2 separate regions of the Homo sapiens genome follow, and region 2 is linked to region 1. Evidence: read pairs that join two places in POLR2A ChIA-PET (ENCODE). Cell type or tissue: B cell. All regions are shown on one strand. Links, peaks and the distances in the headings refer to the core of each region. The heading gives the core; the rest is flanking DNA. Region 1 has its middle 3.6 kb from the start of H4C9. Region 2 has its middle 3.0 kb from the start of TRA-AGC2-2.

Region 1 (2,916 bases), core at 138-2,637:
TCTTTAATTTTTATTATTCCAGGAGCATAGATTCAAATTGCCCCGAACATACACTCACTCAAACCTGTAATATTCTTAATCACACTCTCTTAGTAGATAGATAAGCCATCACAGAGAGTAGTAGTGGTGCTAGTCCTATAATGAAGAATTTGGGGAAATGTGTCAGGACAGATGCAAAACCTGCTTGTCACTTAATCCCAATTGGAATGAATTATTTTCATGTGTCAGTTTGTGGGCCTGAGAAAGTCGTTTTTATTTTGTGTCTATATAGTTATGTTATTGTTAAATCTGCAGCAATGTAACACGTCCTTCCCTGTCATTTTTCATGTTCCAAGCCCAATGGATTAAACACTCCCTTAGGAAAAACCGTAGTAGGTGGTGATGCCAGAAGGAATTGTAATCCTTTGCATAGTGCCCTAGTGGGTTTTAGGTCAAGTTCTGCTCATTGAGTGTCTTATGGTATAGCACTAGCCATGCATGGAGTTTGAGCACTTACAATGTGGCATGTGACTGAGGGAGTAAGTGTTTAATTATATCTTAATTAGTTTACTTTTAAAAACTGGTGCTGGATTCAATTAGATAGCATTCAAGTATACTTGGAACACCTTAGGGACATGAATCAGAATCATCTTATTCTAATTACAGATCAAGAATTCCCCACGAAAATTTATTTTGATATACCATAAAAGTGTAAAATACACACCAGATTTTGAAGATTTGAAATGAAAAAAGAATACAAGATATTTAATACATTCTGTATTGACTATATGCTGAAACTATATTTTTGATATATTCTGTCAAATAGGATACACTATTAAAATTAACTTTTTTAACTTTTTTTTTGGAGACGAACTCTCGCTTTCGTCCCCCAGGCTGGAGTACAATGGTGTGATCTCGGCTCACTGCAACCTCCGCCTCCCGGGTTCAAGCAATTCTCCTGCCTCCGCCTCCCAAGTAGCTGGGATTACAGGTGCGTACTACCACGCCAGGCTAATTTTTTTGTATTTTAAGTAGAGACATGTTGGCCAGGCTGGTCTTGAACTCCTGACCTCAGGTCATCCGCCTGCCTCGGCCTCCCAAAGTGCCGGGATTACAGGCTTGAGCCACTGTGCCCAGACAATTTTTTTTAACTTTTAAAAATGGTTACTGGAAAGATAAGTACATGTATGACGTATTACATTCCCCCCCTCCTTTTTTTTTTTTTTTTTTTTGAGACAGTCTCGCTCTGTCGCCCAGGTTCGAGTGCAGTGGCACAATTTTGGCTCACTGCAACCTCAGCCTCCCGGGTTCAAGCCATTCTCCTGCCTCAGCCTCCCAAGCAGCTGGGACTACACTCATGTGAAACCATGCCCAACTAATTTTTGTATTTTTAGCAGAGACGGGGTTTCACCATACTGGCCAGGCAGGTCTCAAACTCCTGATCTTGTGATCCACCCACCTCGGCCTCCCAAAGTGCTGGGATTACAGGCATGAGCCATCGCACGTGGCCACATTATATTTCTATTTGAGTAGTGTCTTAAGAGTAACAAACTGGCTTTCAGACACATACAATAAAGACAAAAAAATCCTAGTTCAATAAAGAATGAGAAAGTAGGATAAAGCAAATGAACAAATTTCCCAGGCCCAGTGCGGTGGCTCACTGGCCCGGTTCACGCCAGCACTTTGGGAGGCCAAGGCAGGTGGATCACCTTAAGTCAGGAGTTCAGGACCAGCCTGGCCAACATGGTGAAATCCCATCTCTACTAAAAATATAAAAACTAGCCAGGCATGGTGGTGGGCACCTGTAATCCCAGCTACTCAGGAGGCTGAGGCAGGATAATTGCTTGAACAAAGGAGACAGAGGTTGCAGTGAGCTGACACAGTGCCACTGCACTCCAGCCTTGGCGACAGAGTAAGACTGTCTCAAAAAAAAGAAAAAAATTTCCTTTCCTTCACTTATATTCCTGAAGATAGAGATAAGGTCTTCTCCCAACTGTACTTATACCTCAGGTAATATCAAGAAAGTAGTGACATGATATATTACAATTCATAGGCATTGAGTTGTGAGATTTGCTCCTTTGTATTAAGCACTTGAAGAATTACTAAGTTTTTCCAGCTCATCTAGGGTAGAAAGCCATGCCATTTTCTTAGGTCCACTGACCTCTTTACTTCCAACTTCTAGACTTAAAGATACTAGATAACAGCAGAGACCAAACATATGATTGCCAAGTCCCTAACCACAGTTAAATAAACCTCCACTTTTCAATCCCAGAGCTACTCTCAGTTTCCCAAAGGATGGGAGAATCTGAAGCAGGCAATTATTCTGTGCAAGCGTTCTTCAGCAGGCTGTAACAATTGCTAGATTGAATTGCTGTGGTCCAGAATCACACAGCAATTATTGCAAAGCACTGAACTACTCTTTAAAAAAAAAAAAAAAAAAAAAAATTTATGAGACAGGAGACAATTTAGCACATTCAACTTTTTAACAATTTAAAAGAGATTATGAAATATACAAATAAATAAGTTAAAAGAGCCCTATTTTTGCTCCAAATTAAGTCAAATTAATACACGTGGCTAATGAGAAAATAGATGACAAAGAGATATATGGTATAATGGAAACAAACAAGAGCATAATGGAATCTTGTTCTGAGTCTAATGATTTGAGCAAAGTAAGCTTTGCATCCATTTAGCTATTTGTAAAATAACAGTGATCTGAACTTTTTGATTCCTTCAAGCTGTTAAATTCTGTGCTATCAGCCGGGCGTGGTGGCTCACACCTGTAATCCTAGCACTTTAGGAGGCCGAGGCAGGTGGATCGCCCAAGGTCGGGAGTTCCAGACCAGCCTGGCCAACATGTTGAAACCCCATCTCTACTAAAAATACAAAAATTAGCTGGGCATGGTGGCAGGCACTTGTAATACCAGTCATTCGGGAAAC
Region 2 (2,916 bases), core at 91-2,590, 1.7 Mb after region 1:
AAACACCAAATTTCTAAATAAGGACTCCAAACACTTCTAACACTAAATATTGAAAAAAATATGAGCTGCACCTCAAGTTAAGATCAGCAAAAACGACATGATTGATTTATTTTTGGTGAATCAGTGACTGCAATTCTAGTGGTGGCAGGTTATATCAAGGAATAAATGTTTGTGAAATAGCAGTTGTAAGGAGCAACTCCTACTAACACACAATTCGTAAAACATTGTGTCCGGAATTGGCGGGTTCTTGATCTCACTGATTTCAAGAAAGCCACAAGTCCTCCGGATGAGTGTTACAATCGTTAGATGCGGTGTAGCCAGAGTTCATTCCCTCTGACGTTCGGATGTGTTATAGAGTTTCTTCCTTCTGGTGGTTTGGTCTTCTACTGGCTCAGGAGTGAAACTGCAAACCTTGGCAGTCAGTGTTACATCTTCTAAGGCGGCGCCTCCGGAGTTGTTTGTTCTTGCCCGAGAATTCATGTTTTTCCTAACTTCAAAAGATAAGCTGCAGACCATCAACAAATTACAGCTCATAAACGTAGTGTAAACCCAAAGAACAATCAAGATCCATCGCAGAGAGCGAAAAATCACTTCCGCACCGTGGGAAAAAGCCCGAACACGTTGTCGCAGTTGGTTCCGGCAGCCTGCTTTTATTATCTTGTCTGGCCCCACCCACATCCTGCTGATTGGTCCATTTTACAGAGAACTGACTGGTCTGTTTTACAGAGAGCTGATTGGTCCATCTTCACAGAGTGCTCATTGGCGCGTTTACAATCCCTGAGCTAGACACAAAAGTTCTCCAAGTCCCCACCAGAGTAGCTAGATACAGAGTGTCCATTAGTGAATTCACAAACCCTGAGCTAGACACAGGGTGCTGATTGGTGTGTTTACAAACCTTGAGCTAGATACAGAGTGCCGATTGGTGTATTTACAATCCCTTCGCTAGACATAAAGGTTCTCCAAGTCCCCACCAGAGTAGCTAAATACAGAGTGTCCATTGGTGCATTCACAAACCCTGAGCTAGACACAGGGTGCCGATTGGTGTGTTTACAAACCTTGAGCTAGATACAGAGTGCCGATTGGTGTATTTATAATCCCTTAGGTAGACGTAAACGTTCTCCAAGTCCCTACCAGACTCAGGAGCCCAGCTGGCTTCACCCAGTGGATTTTCCACCGGTGCCGCAGGTGGAGCTGCCTGCCAGTCCCGTGCTTTGCGCCCGCACTTCTCAGCCGTTGGGTGGCCGATGGGATTGGGCGCCGTGGAGCAGGGGGCGGCGCTCGTCGGGGAGGCTCGGGCCGCGCAGGAGCCCATGGCGGGGAGGGGCGTCTCAGGCATGGCGGGCTGTAGGTCCCGAGCCTTACCCCGCGGGGAGACAGCTAAGGCCCGGCGAGAAGTCGAGAACAGCAGCTGCTGGCACAGGTGCTAAGCCTCTTACTGCTCGGGGCTTGCGGATTAGGGGGCCGCTCCGAGTGCGGAGCCCGCCGAGCCCACGCCCACCCGGAACTCGCGCTGGGCCCGCAAGCGCCGCGCGCAGCCTCGGTTCCCGCCTGCGCTTCTCCCTCCACACATCCCTGCAAGCTGAGGGAGCCGGCTCCGGCCTTGGCCAGCCCAGCAAGGGGCTCCCACAGTGCAGCGGCGGGCTGAAGTTCTCCTCAAGCGCGGCCAGAGTGGGCGCCAAGGCCGAGGAGGCGCCTAGAGCAAGCGAAGGCTGTGAGGGCTGCCAGCAAGCTGTCACCTCTCAGTATGGCGGCTGGCTGTTTTAGCACCATGTCGTTTATTGTCATGCATTTGTAGGATTATGAAATGCTTCCTGAATTTTGCTTTTACAGTAACTTGTATTCATTCATGCATTTTTCAACCTGCTCACTCCAGTTCAAGGTCTTTGGTGGCTGAAGCCTAATTCAACTCCTCATAGTGTCAGGAGGGAACCCACCGTGGACAGGTGGCCATTCCATCACAGGGCGGGCTCATACACACACACACACACTCACACATATGCTCGCGTGCTCTTTCACTCAGACTGATGACGCTAGACTCAGACTAGATATGCTAATGAACCTAATGTGCACATTTTTGGGATGTGGGAGGAAACTCAGACAGTGGCTTCCAGGAGAAATAGACTTTTTTCTCATCAACATTATAACAAAATGATGTTGAATGAAACAACGTTATTCAAGGGTCTGCTGTACGCAGATTTTCCTATTTCTTTAGGTCTTCATTTTTGAAGGCTCTTGTGTCAATAAAATTTGTTTGATTTGTATGCTTTTCCTTTTTTTTTTTTTTTTTTTTTGTTGTTGAGACAGAATTTCACTTTTGTTGCCCAGGCTAGAGTGTAATGGCGCGATCTTGGCTCACCACAACCTCCGCCTCCCGGGTTCAAGCGATTCTTCTGCTTCAGCCTCCCGAGTAGCTGGGATTACAGGCGTGTGCCACTATGCCCAGCTAATTTCGTATTTTTAGTGGAAATGGGGGTTTCTCCATGTTGGCCAGGCTGGTCTCAAACTCCTGACCTCAGGTGATCCACCAGCTTCAGCCCCCCAAAGTGCTGGGATTACAGGCATGAGCCACCCCACCCGGCCTGCTTTTCCCTTGTTAATCTATCTTTTATTATGAAGTGTCAGCCATGAACCTGGCACTGGGTGGGAAAAGATGTTTTTCTGCCCTAGACCTTCCTATAAGTGCTTTTGGGACAACACTGCAGGAGTCCCCAAAGGTGAAAATTTACCTGCGGGAGTTAATAAAAACAGGAATCCCCAGGCCTTACCCCAGAGACTGAGATGCTGAGTGCTTTCAGAGTCTCCAGAAAAGGGCCCAGGAATTATTATGGGGTGACAGATGTCACAGCTAGATCGTCCTCACATCTATGGAATATTGTGTTATTTAATATTTCCCAGTTGAATTTGATATTCAGGCAA

What was found. ChIA-PET counts read pairs that join two places held together with the same protein. Peaks named below come from ENCODE experiments on the same cell type or tissue, not always from the same donor. Only the 100,000 strongest peaks of a DNase experiment are listed, where the experiment ranks them.
Region 2: POLR2A ChIA-PET joins it to region 1 with 11 read pairs; 12 of 35 experiments call an interaction of 5 or more read pairs at or near these places.

Annotation. Positions count from the first base shown.
Region 1 is chr6:27,141,446-27,144,361 of GRCh38, forward strand. It overlaps a transcript of H2BC12 not described here. Among named protein-coding and RNA genes, the nearest start is that of H4C9, 3.6 kb to the left of the region's middle. In B cell, for the core only: no CTCF peak of the experiment used is centred there; a DNase peak (open chromatin) is centred at 1,194; H3K4me3 peaks cover 1,074 bases; H3K27ac peaks cover 845 bases.
Region 2 is chr6:28,865,263-28,868,178 of GRCh38, forward strand. No RefSeq gene overlaps it. Among named protein-coding and RNA genes, the nearest start is that of TRA-AGC2-2, 3.0 kb to the left of the region's middle. RefSeq lists an enhancer at 607-1,279. In B cell, for the core only: no CTCF peak of the experiment used is centred there; DNase peaks (open chromatin) are centred at 749 and 1,349; H3K4me3 peaks cover 1,925 bases; H3K27ac peaks cover 1,340 bases.